Regions from separate parts of the Homo sapiens genome. Here region 1 is linked to region 2. The links are chromatin loops, found by intact Hi-C in ENCODE. Cell type or tissue: tibial artery. All regions are shown on one strand. Each heading gives the region's core, and the rest is flanking DNA. Links, peaks and the distances in the headings are about the cores only. Region 1 overlaps DLGAP3 (DLG associated protein 3). Region 2 overlaps SFPQ (splicing factor proline and glutamine rich).

What was found. Peaks named below come from ENCODE experiments on the same cell type or tissue, not always from the same donor. Only the 100,000 strongest peaks of a DNase experiment are listed, where the experiment ranks them.
Region 1: it touches region 2 in a loop (4-fold over the local background); 12 of 110 quality-filtered maps call a loop at or near these places.

The regions. Positions count from the first base shown.
Region 1 is chr1:34,869,077-34,878,894 of GRCh38, forward strand. It overlaps DLGAP3 (DLG associated protein 3), which reads right to left. Exons shown (of 12, transcript NM_001080418.3): 9 at 1-13. Among named protein-coding and RNA genes, the nearest start is that of SMIM12, 14 kb to the left of the region's middle. In tibial artery, for the core only: no CTCF peak of the experiment used is centred there; no DNase peak of the experiment used is centred there; H3K27me3 peaks cover 5,612 bases.
Region 2 is chr1:35,181,148-35,189,147 of GRCh38, forward strand. It overlaps SFPQ (splicing factor proline and glutamine rich), which reads right to left. Exons shown (of 10, transcript NM_005066.3): 6 at 7,856-7,940; 7 at 6,826-6,943; 8 at 6,056-6,104; 9 at 5,854-5,975; 10 at 1,789-3,446. The coding sequence ends at 3,309. Among named protein-coding and RNA genes, the nearest start is that of SFPQ, 8.0 kb to the right of the region's middle. In tibial artery, for the core only: no CTCF peak of the experiment used is centred there; a DNase peak (open chromatin) is centred at 3,427.

The DNA.
Region 1 (9,818 bases), core at 1,127-9,126, 310 kb before region 2:
GAACCTTGCTCGCCTGGGGAGAGGGGTGGCTGTCATCCCCCATTGCCCAGGCTCATGCCAGCTCTCACCCCCACCCCAAGCAAAAAAAAGGAAGGGAATGAGAAAGGGAACCTACAAAGTGATGGACATTAACCTATGCACTTTAAATATATTGGTCCTTGCAACAGCTACGTACATAATATACCTACCTATTGCACTGCCTCTAGATAGGGGTGATATCCAAGCTATTTAGCAACCAGTTCAGTCCATGGACAGAGCAGATGCTGGCATATACCAGGCAGAGCAGGCACAGACCAAAATGCTGCAGCAGTGCCCTGGAGAGGCTAGATTGTGGGGTGGGCTAGAGGGGTCAGGGAGGAGCCAGGGTGGTGGCTCTTTACCAGTGAAGGCAGAAGATATTTCAATTTTTTTTTTTTTTTTTTTTTTTTTGGAGATGGAGTTTTGCTCTTGTTGCCCAGGCTGGAGTGCAATGGCGCGATCTCGGCTCACCGCAACCTCCGCCTCCCGGGTTCAAGCGATTCTCCTGCTTCAGCCTCCCGAGTAACTGGGATTACAGGCATGCGCCTTTTGTCTCTTTTTGGAAGAGACAGGGTTTCTCCATGTTGGTCAGGCTGGTCTCGAACTCCCGACCTCAGGTTATCCACCCGCCTTGGCCTCCCAACGTGCTGGGATTACAGGTGTGAGCCACCACGCCTGGCCGAAGTATTTCAATATTTTAACAAATTCTATGTCTATGCTAGTTTACACCAGCTGCACTAGAGTGTCCTCAGCTCTACCTAGAGATGAGTAAACTAAGTAAACCCAGCTTCAAAGTAGCAGAGCCAGGATTTGGACTCAGCGCTGCTGGGCTCCACAGTCCAAGCACTTCCCACTGCACCAGCTGCTAGAACATCACAGGAAGAAATGCCTTGGAGCAGCTGGAGGTGGAGTGGGCCTGCAGCTGGGAGGACTTCTCTAGGGACCCCGATGGCTCAGCCCAGAGCCTGGCCAGACACAGTAAGTCAGTGCCAGTGGAGCTGAATTAAGTTGTTTGCAGGAATGACATAGGGCCTGGAAATTTCTTGTCTTTGAGTTAATAATATGCAAATCTTATGCAAACCAAAAAGTCAACTGGCCGTTTTCATTTTTTCCCTGAATTCAGAGTTCTTTTCTATAAAGAAGTCAGTGGCCGCTTAAGATGCATGAGGTTGGGACCAGGCAATACTTTAAGAAGTGGGAGTCAGGAGATGTGGGAGGTGGGGGATAAACAGAAGATCAAGGTTTGGAAATTCAAGGACCACAAAAGAAAAGCCTGTGTGTCCTGAGCTACCTCCACCCCTACATGGTCAGAAGGGATTGTGGGCCCAGCTCTAGGGTCCCTCCACCTCCCCAAGAGACTCTCCCAACCCCCGCAACTTCAGCCTTTCTCTTGCTGCCCAGGCCTTCTCTCCCTGCCTGCCTGCCTACTTCTCTCCAGCTGGCAGGCTGCCTGCTGGGAGCCTGTTGCCATAGAAACCAGGCCCAGAAGGATGCTGCAGGACCCAGGAAGGAGAGATGCACTCATGTGCAGTCTCCAACGAGCCCTATGTCCCAACCCCCACCCAGAGAGGGAGAAGGAGAGAGAACATATCCTCATTGCCTCCCACACAGTCTTCCCCTCAGTGTCTGCCCTGTCCTGCCCTGGTCAAGGTTTGCATCACCATCTGCCCTGATGATTAGACTGGCCTCCTTTCAGATACCTCTGCCTCCATCAGTACCCTGCAGAGGAAGAGCACGGGGCCAGGAGTTAGCTCTGAGTTCTAATGCTGGCTTTCTCACTGTGTGCCTTTGTCACTCACCCTCCATCTAGGTCATCCAATGTGTATGTGTGTATGTATTTAAAATATATGTATTAGATATAAATATACACACATATACATCTAAAAATACACACATATATACAATTATAGAAATAGATAAGTAATTGCCAAGGTAGTTCCTCTCTCTAAAATTATATTTTGCATATTTTAAGATCTGGGGCCCTCCCCAGTCCACCCAAGACTGGAATAGTCTTCCTAAAGCTGAGCTCTGCCAAGTCATTCCCCTGCTCAAAACCCTTCCACAGCCCCCTACTACCAACAAGACAAAGTTCAGACTTCCTGTACCAGCATTATCTGAGGCCCTGATGTCCTGGACACAGTCCTCCTCTTCAACCTCATCTCCCCCACATTCTCCTTGTTCCTTGAATCGACTATAAGCGATCCTGACTCCAAGCCTTTGCACACGCTACTCCTCTGCCTGAAATGGCCTTCCTCCTCCTGGCTCCTTGTCCATTCCCTCCTTAAGTCCTGTTTTACCTGTTTCACCCTCCACTGCCCACAAGACCACTCCTGAGTACCACACCTCCCTCAGCAGCCCTCCTGGCTTCAGAGGCAGCCCTGCCGTTCAGGCAGATTGTTCTCTTTCTGGTGAGAGTCTTGAATGTCTAGCTGCACTGTTAGGATGCATCTTGACTTACTTTGAATGTTTTTGTGCCTTTGTGCTCTAGTTAGCTTGTGGCTCCTTCAGAGCTACAGCTGTTGCAAACCACAAAGGTAAAGGAGGGGGTTGCTCCAATAAATACGTGCCTGATGATCTGCCACACCTGCGTGCTTTCCTGTCGCCCCTGCTAAACACAGCTGTGTCCTTCGGCACTGCCATGTTCGCTGCCTTCCGCCTGTCCTCTGAGATGTCTTGAGAGGATCCCATTCCATCGCGATGGAAACAGCCATACTGCCGGGAACAGAAGGACCAAGTGCCCCAGGCTGCATGCTTCTCAAGCCACTGCCTCAGTGAGCTCTCTCACATGTCTGCCTCAAAGGAGACCAAGGAAGTCGAGGAGCTGATGGGATGACCAGAAGCACAGTCCTCACCAACGCTCCTGGCCAGCAGCCAGAGATGTGTACAGCACAAGCAGGAGGCGCTTATCCCTGTGCAAGTGGCATTTAAAACCAGCAGTGTGGGACAAGCTCACCCAAGAAAAGAACAACGGATCCAAGATCCAAACCCCGGGAGAACACGGACATTTCAGGGGTGGGTGGAGACGGTGCAGCTCATAGAGGAGACTAAGCCAGAAAGGAAGGGGGAGAAAACCACCAGAAAGTGACATAAAAGCAGAGAGGGGACAGAAAGGTCTCATGAAGGAATGGGCAGCTAACATGGAAAACGCAGCCGGTTAAGAATGAAAGGTGCCCACGGATTTTGCAATCTGGAAGCCACGGGTGATCCAAGCAAGAGTGGGTTTGGTGGAATGTGGGGGCAGATGCAGACTGCAGCAGGTTGTCAGGAGGTGGAGAAAACTAGTCAAGGCAACCCTCAGAAAGCCTGGCTGAGAAGGGAGGAAGACAGAAGAGAATGTACTGTTAAAGAGGGATATTTTGTTTTGGGTGCTTCTTGCTTGCTGTATCCCAAGAGGAAAGAACCTGTGGTGTAGGCAGAATAATAGCCACCAAAGGAATCCACATCCTCATCCCCAGAACCCAGGAATATGTTACCTTCCACGGCAAAAAGGAATTTGCAGATGCGATTAAGTTAAGGATACTAAGAAGAGGAGACTCTCCTGGATTATCCTGGTGTAATCACATTTTATAAATGAAAGAGGGAGGAAGAAGAGTCAGAGAAGAAAATGGAATGACAGAATCAAGGTTGGAATAATGCAACCTAGGGACTCAACCCACCACTGCTGGCTCTGAAGATAGAAGCAAGCTGCAAGTGAAGGAATGCAGATAGCCTCTATAAACTGGGAAAAGGTGACAAATGGATTCTTCCCAGAGCCTCCCAGAGCCCAGTTTGAAACCCCATTGAGACTCTGACCCCAGATAATAAATATGTATTGTTTTCCATCACTGAATTTGTGATAATGTTTCAGCAGGAATACAACATTAACACAACCTGTAAAGAGAAATGAAATGAAGAGAGAGAAGAGAGGAGGAACCAGATATAAGGATGGATAAAAAAGAATAACATCTTCTAAGCACTTAGTATGTGCCAGGAGAAGCACTTTCCATGAATAAACATGCTCAATCCTCACAAACAGTCCCACTCTATGGATGTTAGTGTCAGCCCTACTTGTAGATCAGAAAACCGAGGCTTAGTGGGGTTGACTCCTAAGATGAAGGCAGGGCTGGTGGAAGAGACAAGGGAAGATATCTAAGTAAGCTGGGGTTTGGCTTGGAAGTGGACAGAAGTCCCACCAGTTGACCCCAATCATCACAATGAAGTGGGCGATGGGGGGTGGTTATCTGCTGGAGATGTCTGGGGAGTAGGGGAAGGAATGAAAATGAGCAGCTTTGGGTGGGGGCAGCGGAACAGAGCGGTTAGGCCCGTGTGCTCTGGAGCCTTGCCCGGGTCCAAAACCCAGCTCGGTGGCTTGTGCCTCATTTTCCCATCTGTAAATGAGAATGATAATAGTAGCAGTTCATAAGATTGTTGTGAGATAATATCCATAAAGAACTCAGAACAGCACCCTGCCTGCCCATTGTGTTAGCTATTCTAGAGAAGTAGAATGGTTTGCAGCTCTCACTGAAAAGAGAGGGAGCTGGACAAACACAATCATCGGAATGTAGCACTGAGAACCCGGCTAGGGCATTGTAGTTATTAATTATTATGATTGCTGTTGATCATTTCCATCTGTTCTCCCACAGCGCTTTGAACAAAACTCTTTTATACTCCATATCACATTGTATCATGGCTGGTTATTTGCATAAGTGTCTCCTCACTAAATAGGGCAGTTCATCACACTGGTTGGTTGGTTGGTTGGTTGGTTGGTTGGTTGGTTGGAAGGAAGGATGGTAGAGACCACTAACTGTCTTCCAAGATCCACTCTCCATTTCCCCCTTAGTAACAGAACCCCACCATTTTATGCTGGACACATGGCTACTTTGAATAAAGATTCTTTCCCAATCTCCCTACCAACTAAATGTAGCCATGTGCCTAAGTTCTAGCCCATGAGATAAAAGTAGAAGTGGCATGTGCAACTTCCAGAAAGTGTCCTTAAAAGGAGGGGGTATGCCCTTCCTTGTCTCTTCCTCCTTCCCGATCACCAGAATGCAGACATGATGGCTGGACCTCAAGCAGCCATTCTGGAACATGAGACCAAAGGGAAGTGCTAAGTGGGGTGGGGGATGAGGAAAAGATAGAAGGCTCCAGGTCCTGACACTGTGGGGCATCTACCAGACCTCAACTAACTCTCCCTGGATTTCCTCTAAGTAAGAGAGAAATAAACTTCTATCATATTTAAATCACTGTTGTTTGGGGGGTTTTCTATAACTCACAGTCAAACCCACTCCTAACTATAACAGATGAATTTTTAGAATAGTGAAGTTAAGGGCTTATGTCGCTATTTAGTTTTGGATTTGGCAGTATTTGCTGTGGTCTCCACCAACAGCTGTCAGCACAGGATAAAAACTGGCTTCAGCTGTGAATTGTCATTAATGCGTAACAATGCATTCACAATATTTTCTCCCAAGCCTTTAAATGTGGCTGCAGAAGCCTCCTCCCTTTGAGTGCTCCAAGGTGACAATGATTACATTCCTGATGATAATGCAAGTTGTTATCATGGTTACTTCAGGGAGAGTTTCCACTGCGATTCTACTTCAGGGAGAGTTTCTACTGTGATTCTCTGGGGGATAACATAAAAGCCTCTGGGTAGAAGCTGGATTATCCCAAGAGACACAGTATCCAAGGAAAGCTCTATATCCAGAAGTTGTCAAGAGGTTTTGCCAGGAGTATTTGGCAGCAGGCAGGAAGGGTGGGAGGGGGAGTGGGCAGGGAGGGGGAAGGACGGTGTCATTTCAACTAGGCATAGCCTTCAAACTAGCTTCTATAGAAGCTCCTGTGTGAAGGCATCTAAGAGCCTAAACATATAATCAAGCAGGGGTCACTGAACCCACCACTCCAGCCTGGGGGCTGTGACAGGGATGCCAAGGTGGGGCTAGGGTGGGAGATTCAGGAGGAGTCATGAGGGTCAGTCAGAAACCGTCCTAAATTTGCAGGCTCAGGAATGGAGGTAGCATCTGTGCCCAGGGCTTTGGGCAGTCAGCTTCTTATTGCTTTTGCAGGACTGTTCTTGGAATATAACTTAATGGGTATGGAAGCTTCTTTCCCAGGCCTCAAGGGGCCATTCTTTCAGCACATACCCTTCCCAAACTCCCAAAGCTAGAAATGACCATAATGTTAAGGAAAGGGTAGGCAGGTCTTCCTCCACAGAGTTCTCCAGGTGGCCCTTCGTGGGCACAAGCAGGTATGAGTAGGGTTGTCAGATAAAATATAGGACTCCCAGTTGAATTTGAATTTCAGATAAATAACAGATGTTTTTACTATGAGTATGTCCCAAATATTGCATGTGACATACTAAAATGCATTCATTATTTATCTGATCATCAAATTTAACTGGGCATCCTGGTGGTTTTTGTTTCTTTATTTTGGTGGGTTTTGCTGTTGATGTTGTTGGTTTTGTTTTTGCTAAATTTACAATTTAAGATAAGGTCTGTCTGGGAGGAATTAGAGGTGGAAGATACAGGCAGATCCCTATGGTTAGAAAGAGTTGGAGGCAAAAATCCCATTTTCTATGACTTCAGAGGGCCCCTTGCTAATATTCAGCAAGACATCTGATGCATCCTTTTATCATGGCCCAGAGTGTGCTGGGTCTAGGGAAACAGGTGCCATAAGGACATGTTGAGACACGGCTGGTAACTGATTAAGTATGTTCTCTCTCACCACAAGGCCTTAGCATATGCTATTCCTTCTGCCTGGAACCTTATCTCCCATTTTTCACTCAGTTAATTTTTGTTCATCCTTCGGATCTCCACCCAAATGTCACTTCCCAGGGAAGCCATGCCTGACCCCTCTGGCAGACTCAAAGCCCCATAGTCTACACTGTCATGGCTCACATGCCGCTCCTTTGTGGCAGCCGGCACAGCGGCTACATCATTAATGAGATTCTTAGATTAACTTCGTGGTAAGCTTTGCATGGGCAGGAGCTGTCTCTGGTTCTGCTCACCTTTGCATCCTCAGTGCCCAGCACAGTGTTTGGCAAATAATACAGATCCAATAAATATCTGTGGACAGATGAATCTTGGCGGGGGGGTGGGGGTGTGCAGTGGAGATAGAACTGAAGGGGTGCCAGCCCCCTCCCCTTATATTCTAAGCCAAGTCATCACTGACACTGGGCAACTGGAAGGACTCACAGACAATTCCCAGACAGAAGGGACAATAAGTCCAAAATCCTCACCCAAGAGGTGAGCAGGGAACACCCTGAAAGGCAGAAGAGAAGAGACCTTTCCTGCTCAGCAATTTTTAAAACCAAATTACAGAGAGAGAAACAGATACTGGGATGAGCGAGACAGCAGTAAGGACAAGAGAGTCAAAGAAAATGGGGCTGGGCTGTGTGTGGCGGGCCAGGCCTGAATGCTGGCCAGGCGAGGCTGCTGGAATTCATGGCTCGCTTTTATGCACCAGTTGGGGCATGGTGTGTGAGGAGTCAGACTTAAAGTGCCAGGGACATAAGGGACAGAAAGGACTGTGCAGGTGTATGACTAAGGACGCCTGCAGCAGACAGGCCAGGGAGCCTGGCCAAAGAGATGGGCCAGATTTCCCCTCTCCCCACCTGTCACTCCCTCTGAATTCCCAGTGTGATCACCTGTCCCAGGCAGTTTGGTTCTTTCGATGCTTATTCAACACCATGTCCTCTCCTCAGCCCGCCACATCAAGACCTCACCAAGCACTTACACAAGAGCAAGGAAGGCCACGTTCTCTGCCTGTCCCTGCCCTTCCCTGACTTTCACTCCAAAATGCTGCTCAAATTGGCCCACTTCTCTCTGTATCCACTGCTATCAGCCTTACCCAGACCACTGATCAATAGAGTAGACTGAATTAACTTAGGAAGCTCCCACTCACACCCTAAACGCATAGAAATGCTGGGTTTTTAAAAATCAAAAAGGTGTTTTTGCTACAATGCTGGGTTTGAAAATAGGAATGAGAAATGTCCAGGTATCAGAAACAGGAAGGAAATTCAAAGAACATATAGTGAGAGGGGGTCTAAGCCAAGTGAACCACAGGGAGATCAGACCAGACATATGCTAGAGGCTGGATGAAAACGCTGAGGGAGGATGAGAGGAGAGACCCCAAACCTGCGCAGCAAGGGGAGCTGGAAAGAGACCCTGTGCGCAAAGTCGGCAGCCAAGAAGGTCTGTTTCATTTGCAAACTTGGACTCAAAACGCTCATGCCAGGGATGCAGGAATGTGGCCTGGAAGGAGGATGCTGGGAAATCGGAACATGAAGGCTTCCTTGTGTGGAGGTGTGGGGTTCAAATGAGTATTACCTGTGAAACACAAGAAACCTCAAGCCTCAAAGGGAGATATTAACTTTAAAACTTCAAGCAGTGCTTCAGCATGAAGGAAACTGAACCAGGAGAAAGAAGAGGGCAGTAAAAAACAATAGTGAACACACAAATTACGGAAACACGTATGTAAATCTAAACTGTTAAAGCATAAAAGATACAACAGCAGCTGATTTCACAGAGACTTTTTAAGAGGTATAATCAAACTACTAGATAAACATAACATGGAAGATGGGAGGAGAAACTTAAGAAGGAAATTAAAGTGTTCCAAGATTCTTGTTTTGTGCCTAAGAAGGACAGAAGTACTGACTAATGTTAGACGTTATTAGGAAAATATGAAATTAAGTATATCTGTCAAATGTTTAAGGGAAATCACTACTAAAATGTAAACTTCCAAACCAGTGGAGTGAAGAAGAGAAAGTAAACTCTATTTACTGTTGATCAGTTCAACATAAGATAAAAAGAAAGGGAGAAAGCAAAGAAAAAGCATGTCAACTAGAAAATTTTTAAACAGATGATAGAAATAAACTCAAGTCAGTAATGAAAAATATATACATGGATTAAATATGTCTAAACTCTAGCTATAAATCGCTTATAAGCAACACATATAGGCCAGGCACCGTGGCTCACTCCTGTAATCCCAACACTTTGGGAGGCTGAGCCGGGTGGATCACCTAAGGTCAGGAGTTCGCGACCAGCCTGGCCAACATGGCGAAACCCTGTCTCTCCTAAAAATACAAAAAAATTAGCCAGGTGTGGTGGCACATGCCTGTAAACCCAGCTACCCAGGTAGCTGAGGCAGAAGAATTACTAGAACCCAGGAAGCGAGGTTGCAGTGAGCTGAGATCACGCCAATGCACTCCAGCCTGGGTGACAGAGCAAGACTCATCTCAAAAAAATAAAAATAAAAATAAAAAAATAAGCAACACATCTAAAACATAAGGATATAGGAAGGTTGAAAATAAAAGGATGGAAAAAGATGTATTGGAAAATTAACCAAAAGCAAGCAGCCATAGCAATAAAAATCAGGTAAAAAAGACTTCAAGGCAAAAGCCATTAGTAAGGATGAAAAGCAGCCTATTTAATATTAAAAGAGCCAAGCCACCAAGAAGATACAACAATCATAAGCTTGAATGCTTATAAACAGCACACTCTCAAACTGAAGTAAAAATCAACAAAGTTACCAGGGAAAATGACATATCCACAATCATGGTGAGACATTTTTAACACACCTCTCAGAACTGATAGATCAAATGTACAAAAAAAAGATAAACATTTGAAAAATATAATTTATAAATTTGACCATATATGACAGCCGTCCCCAACCTTTTTGGCACCAGGGACTAGTTTTGTGGAAGACAATTTTTCCAGAAGCTGGGTGGGCGCAGTGGCTCACGCCTGTAATCCCAGCACTTTGGGAGGCCGAGGCGGGCGGATCACGAGGTCAGAAGATGGAGACCATCCTGGCTAACATGGTGAAAT
Region 2 (8,000 bases), core at 1-8,000:
GCAATGAGAATCTTGGAGCAAGCAGGAATACTACATCCGGGTCCTAATGTCCATTGCCATTTGCGGTACTACGTTCCTCACAGTTACGCACTGCAGAAATGCTGGCTAAATGCAGTTATGTAGCAGGCCACTACTTTAATAGTGCATAATTGCAGTCCAAGAACACCAGAAAACATTCCGCCACAACTTAGTGGCTTGCCCAAGAAAAGCCAAGTATCTAAATTTTAATCTGCCATAATATGCCACTTAAAAATTGCACAGGCGTAACATTACAATTTCCCCATTTTTTAGCTGTTTATATTAGTGGTACAATACATCTATAAAGAGTGGTGGGGTTTGTAGTACTTCTTATGAGTTTAATGTTCTAAGCAAAGAGGATTATGGTTTCACTAACATGAGCCAATGGGCTATGCTTATAAAATACCTATTAAATACACTGGGGTCTTAACAATATGCAGTTTTTAAAGATTAGGAGAAGTATAAAAAACAACCAGTGTTCCTCTTAAAACAAAATTATGAGAAAGTGGAGAAGAGGAAATGGGGACAAGTGGTTTCTTTAAATGAAAAAAATGGCTAAAATACTTCAAAAATTGCTACCTCCCCTTTCCCACCCCAAGTTTCAGATCGACTTTTAGGAAACTATTAAGATTATTTAAATTCACATTAGGCTAAAAACTATCATATATACATTGAAGACTTATTGAAAGTCTATTTGAGTAAGCTTACAACCCTGAGTACATTGCTGTTTTAGTGATGAAAGTCAAATGTCATTTGAAACTAAGCAACATTATTTGCTAAACAACGTTTAGCAACTCTACAGTCCACAGTAAGGGTATCAAAAGCCACAACTTTCAGGAGATTATCCATTAGCATCCTTCACCACTCTTCAAAGGTACAGTACTACCAAAAGCTTATTTTAGGGGGTCTGTGCCAGCATCCCTTATAAAGAAAGGCATGTAATCTGAAAAATAAACTGAAACATTAATTTTATAGGCAGATTTTCCCATTTCCCGACCAGCCCCCACCCACACACATTCAAAGTTCACCCTCTGTGGGTGTCCCATGGAACACCCCTTATTTTCTTGTCTTTAGTAGAGTCCCTACTATATAATTCAACCAAACTGTAATGGATTCCTTTCTAATCAAGACCCTTGTTTCCGTACAGAAAATCTCTTATGTATCACCAATTAATAACCTGTTTGGGGACAAAACTTCCTCACTGATATAATCATGGTAAAACTACTCATATTTCCGAGTGTGCTGGTGAATGATATAATGAGCATTACTTTCTAATGAGATTCTCTCCCTTAGCACACCATGTACCTGTCAGTCATACAACCAGTATTTGGTGAGATGCTTTTATACACTAGTGTTTACTTTCAGCATTATCCTGTTTCCTATGCAGAAAGTGCTCAGATTGTTCCAACAATAGGTCTCCTTTTGTACACAGGCACAATACTAAACTTCAGCATGTTAATAAAGGTTTGACTTAGAATTTTTCTTTTGCCAATTAGCACCAAGAAAAGAGGTGAAAAGGAGGAAGACACATTCCATAGTAAGAATTCTACAATGTACAGATTTGAATGGAACGTAACTCAGAACAAAGCCAAACCATTCAATTACTTTACCTACTGTTAGGAAGCTGTTCCTCTAACATATTTACACTGGGAAATCAGGCTCCCATTATACTAACAGGCAACAATAAACAATCTACTTTAATAGTCAAAGTCTCTTGTTCTAATGGAAGGGGGTTCAATGAAGTTGACAATTAACTGACAACACCATGGAAACATTCCAAGCCTTTATGGTGGGAGGAAGGGATATTTGTACTGTGTAGCATGAGCAACTTTCTCCAGATTTAGTGCTACATGAAAACGAAACTATGTGAAAACAAGTTAAATTTACAATAAGAATGATTATCTGCAACCCTATTTGTTAACAATCACCACTAGCTCTTAGAAGAGAACCAATAGATTTTTATAGTCCTATAGATTTTGCCCAACAGAAGTAGCACAAGGAGATGTAAAAGTTACAGAGTACAAATGTATATATAACTAAACCTACTTCAGTACTAAACCTTTTTTTTTTTTTGAGACAGAGTCTCGCTCTGTTGTCCAGGCTGGAGTGCAGTGGCAGTCTCAGCTCACTGCAACCTCCATCTCCAGGTTCAAGCAATTCTCCTGGCTCAGCCTCCCGAGTAGCTGGGATTACAGGCGCCTGCCACCACGCCCAGCTAATTTTTTGTATTTTTAGTAGAGACGGGGTTTCACCATGTTGGCCAGGCTGGTCTTGAACTCCTGATCTCATGATTTGCCCACCTCAGCCTCCCAAAGTGCTGGGATTACAGGCGTGAGCCACCGCGCCCGGCCCAGTTACTAAACCTTCTTACTTTCAAGTTTTGTTTTTTAGACTACACCCCATCTTTATAAATCACTTGAATACATGAAAAGACTTCATGTTTAACATCTTTAATTCAAATGTAAAAGTTCAATACAAGCCATTTATAGGGCTTGAGATTTGTTGGTCTTTTAAAAACAAGAAATGGGGAAATGCAACAAAATGACCTTTCCACTTTTCAAAAGCTTTCAAGTAAAGGATAGATCATAGGGCCATAAAAGATCCATTTAATCAAACCCACTTTCACCCCCTACCAATTGTCTTACACCCATTCCACAATCTTAATACATATTCCTGAAGATTTACAGTTCAGCTTTGCTTACATAACCATTTAAAAAATACTTAGCACCAGCGTGCTTCCTATATGCCAAACAAATCATCAAACTACTTCAATATGCATTTCTTCTTTTTAAAACAAAGGGGGCAATTATTTGTAGAAAGCAATACTTAGCCTCCAGATGCATTTCCCAGAAATGGCATATGCCATTCAAAGGCCTAGACACTCTCATGCTTTCAATGTGGAATACGTAGCCTAATATGCATAGAAGCATGAATGGCAAAGTTGAAGATCAATATTATAACTATTTTTCTATTTATTTGAAGCACAGTAAAAAAAAAAAAATTGGTACACTTTGGAAATTCAGTGGCACAAGGTACACTGCCATAAACTTGAGGGACATTATACAGTAAAAAAGAAAAAATAAAGAAATAAAAAGGAAAAAAAAATTCTCCTGTTCCAAACACTGCATTACATAATTTTACCTGCCCAAACAGACCATTTACAAATATTAGGTCAATAAACTGCTAACATCCATAAAAAGATAGCTTTCTTACTAAAATGCAAGAATTTAAAAGATTGGTATCTAAACAAAAAAACAAAACAAACTGGAATGAAAGCCTAAATATCACATCTAAAATCGGGGTTTTTTGTTTGGGCCTTCGTACTCTTCTCTCCCTCTACCATATCCTGCTGGAGTTCCAGGCCCCATTCCTCTAGGACCCTGTCCACCCACAGGCCCCGCACCTCCCTGCCCAAAGCGCTCAGTACGCTATTGGAACAGTAATTAACAGTTCATTATAAGTAGTTGATGTCCATGTGTGTTAAGTAAATATTTTAGAAGGTTCCGTAGTCAACGTTCGTCGATACAATCACCAATGAGTCGATCCACAGGTACCGGGAACATAGAAAGGAAAAAAGGGTAATTTGAAAATTAGTTTACGGTAATACATGCCTTGTGGTATGTTCCCACTTGAGCCATTCTCATACACCTGTTTCAAAGAACAGATCTTCCCTGTAGTGCTAAAAAATTTAAGAATTAGTGCAGATGTGAAAATCCATTCCAAAATGAGTTCTAAGAAATTTCACATCAGATTAACCCACTGAAAAACTTGCAAACTCTCACTTTCAACGTCTGAACGGAAATTTAATTTCCAAGTAAGCCTAACAAGCCCAACCAGAGATTCAATTCACTCAATGAAGTGACAAAGACCTACTCACCAGTTAGTGGCATGTGCTGCTTAAGAAACCTTGTGCTTTTCAAGATCTTAAGACACATCTGCTAAGTTGCAGAAATCTTAAAAGGTTGAAAGTTTTAATAAAATGCTACCAGACTACAAAAAGAAAAAGCATAAGACTATAGATTTAGTCACTTAACCGGCACAGTAACTTGATCAAAAAAACTTATGTTGCCAAATTCTCACAGGCACACTACCTTCCGAGCCATCACTATATAACCAGAGACAATTACGTTCTCAGTACTATTCTATATTGTTGCAAACTAAATGAACAAACCCCACCCACCTTCATCAGTCCATCTTTTCCCTTAGGTCTTTGAAAAGTGCAGACACTTTGCTGTAATTCCATGTTTTAGACACTTCCCGAACAGTGAAACACGAAGCTAAAGTAACTGCAATAAAGCAGTGAGTGACTTCACTATTCCCATCTAGTTTTAGGTAATTCTGGAGATAGAAGTTTTCAATAGAAACATATGTGCCTAAATAGCAGACCCCTCAGGTATGCAAACACAGCAGCCTACACTTTTTCTCATTCCATTTATAATAGACCAGTTACTAAGAGTATTACTCCAAATAAAAAACTAAAAGGGCATCAGGGTTTAACTGTTCCTATACACAATTTCAACATTCTTTTAAACAAAATACTATTGAGCTACTCAACATGACTAAACTTTTATCCTTTGTTTTTCAAAATCTTATAAATTACAGGGTTTTTGGCTCATTGTTCTGTGTTCTACCTCTAAGAACTTAAAAAAAAGAAAAAGTTGGGGCTTTCATAATTATGTTAATTACACCAGCTGAGAACCCAGGAGCTATCAGCTACCTGTTATCTAGAATATAAACCTTTAATTGTGAGAACATAAGGTCAAATTAGATTTTACACATTACCTAACAATCTGTCTTTAGGAAGAATATAAACCAAAATGTTACCCACATACTCTGAAAAATCTAAAGAAAGCCCATAGTATTACATTTTACCCAACCAGCCATTTATAATTCTAACTTTAATTCCCAAAAAGTCTTAGGTAGATTATAAACAGGTGAGGCCTTATACAAAATCCTTATGTTTCTATTTATAAAATGAATCTTATGAGCTACTCACTGCAGCTCCCCTCCTTTGCCAAAAGCCTGTAGTGAACTCATCACATTCAACTCAGCTATAAAAATGCACTCTCTAAACCCACCAAAATTCAGTCCTAACGATTTGTAAAGCCCTAATGCAGCCACTCATACCAGTTCAACTGATTGTTCTAAGCATCTGACAGGCTATATTCACAGCTGAAACATGATAGCATCAAGAAGGTTCAGATCAAATGCACACCATTAGTATGCTTAAAAATTGTTGATTTTTGCTACTCTGTAGCAAAATGGAGATGTCAGTTGATTTTAGAAGGTATACCTACAGACAGGCCCAACAGGTGGGAAACGACGAGTCAAAACACTCAATTCCCTTTTCATAGGATAGAAGCCACACCAAATATAGGTCAAAGTCCTACACATCACTAAAACGTGCCTAAAGCTTCAAACTACAAGTCTGATTCCTACTTATGGCAAATACCAGCTTAAAGAATGAGTTTGCCATTTGATTATTCTCACTTGGATGTAGAATAATCAGATACATTATCTAGCATCTAGAATTTGGATTTGCCATGCACTAGAGTTCAAAAGCACCTAAATCTACTTATTGCCAAAGGTAATTCCACATAATACTAACAGCATTGACTCCTTGTTGGCAACCGTTATCTGTTTAGGTTACCACACACCGAGTTCTTCTATGTTGCCAAAGTATTCCTCAATATTACATATTTATGTATGAAATTGGTAGGGGAAACTAAAAGAGGTCCAGTCACCTACTTAAAAAAACAAAACAAAACAAAACAAACACACCTAAGTTGTGAAAATGAGAATTTCCTTGGTACTACGTCCCACAGGATACATTACCATGTCACTTCCCATCATGGAACCACTCATGGTTGCTGGTGGAACGCCAGGATTAGCTTCATAACCTATGCCACCACCACCTCCTAGAGGTGGAAATTTCTGGCCTCCTGAACCATAGGGATCTAGAAAACAAAAATAGTGGTTACAACTCCACCAGGATACTACTCTCTACTTATATCATTAATTTAAATTTCACACTTACCTCCCATGTTCATTGCTCCTCCGCCACCCATTCGCATGTCTCTTTCCCGCTGCAAGAAAAAAATTCCTTTCAATATACCTGCACTATACCCACAGCAAGCATTCTTAAGAACTGAGAAATTTTCAAGAGTTAAATAAAAAACATGGTAAAGTTCAAAAGTTCATCATGTGAATTATTTTTGAAATCAATATTCTGAAAACTAAGTTAGACTCAATTATCCAAAGACCTACAAAACTTCCTATTCAAGGCCGGGAGCAGTGGCTCACGCCTGTAATCACAGCACTTTGGAAGGCCGAGGCAGGCAGATCACCTGAGGTCAGGAGTTCAAGACCAGCCTGGCCAACAAGGCGAAACGCCATTTCTACTAAAAATACAAAAATTAGCCGAGCCTGATGGCAGGCACTTGTAATCCCACCTACTCAAGAGGCTGAGGCAGGAGAATCACTTGAACCCAGAAGGCAGATGCTGCAGTGAGCCAAGATCAAGCCACTGCACTCCAGCCTGGGTGACAAGAGCAAAACTCTCTCCAAAAAAAAAACCAAACAAACAAAAAAACAAAACAAAACAAAAAAACCAAGAAACAAAACACAAAAAAACTTCCTATTCAATTAAATCCTCTGACCCATACAAGGAAATCAAACATAATATACTTTGTTAGAAAAAAAGCAGAAAATAACTGTAATTTGATATTAAAATTTCCTGTAATTCCTTCTAGGTACCTGCAAGTTCTATAGACAACTCCAATTGGAAGGCAGTAAAGGCTGACTTACTGGATCCATGTAGCCCATTCGGCTGTAACTTTCCTCTCTTTGGCGCCTCATTTGTTCTTCCATCTCACGTTGACGAATCATCATCTCTTCCTCTCTTCTACGTCGTTCCTCCTCTTGCCTAGAAATACCCATCAGGTACATAACTGAAGTGTTATCCACATCTTTTAGAATTCAATGTGAAGAAACCTAGCAGTTGACCTAAGAACTAGGTTAGCACTAAAAAACACAAAGGCTTAGAGTGAGCCTAGGGGCATAGTACTAAAGACATTCTGGCAAATAATGTAGGCTTTATTAAGGATAATCTTACACTGTATTCGATTTTAAGTGTTAAACCAACACTGACATATTTAACCTTTGTATTTTGCCTGACTGACCTGAAAAACTAAGTACATCTTTTCCCTAAATGTCAGAATATAAATGTTAGTGCATAAGTCAAGGATTAAGGCCAGGGTTGGTAGTTCATGCCTGTAATCTCAGTACTTTAGGAGGCCAGGAGTTTGACACCAGCCTAGGCAATATAGGAAGACTCCATCTCCACAAATACAAAAAAAATTAAAAAATTAGCTGGGGGTGGTGGCCTGTGCCTCTAGTCCCAGCTACTCAGGAGGACTGCTAGAGCTGAGGAGTTTGAGACTGCAGTGAGCTATGATCATGCCACTGCACTTCAGCCTGGGCCCATCTCAAAAAAGGAAGAAAAAAAATGGCCAAGCGTGGCGGCTCATGCCTGTAATCCTAGCACTTTGGGAGGCAGAGACAGGTGGATCACTTGAGCTCAGGAGTTCAAGGCCAGCCTGGCCAACATGGCGAAACCCCGTTATCTACTACAAATACAGGAAGAATTAGCCAGGTGTCGTGGCGCATGCCTGTAATCCCAGCTGATCGGGAGGCTGAGGCAAGAGAATCGCTTGAACCCAGGAAGCGGAGGTTGTGGTGAGCTGAGACTGCACCACTGCACTCCAGCCCGGGCAACAGAATGATACGTTTCAAAGAAAAAAATAAATGAAGGCTTAAACCTTAAACACAATTTTACCTCAATTGCATTTCTTTACGTTTCTGCATTTCTTGATTGTGAAGTTCTTCCATGCGTCTTAATTCTTCCTGTCGTCTCATCAGATCTGAACATTGGAAAATATTTGGATTCACATTAACAAGGTTCTAATAAGGTGAAAAACAAT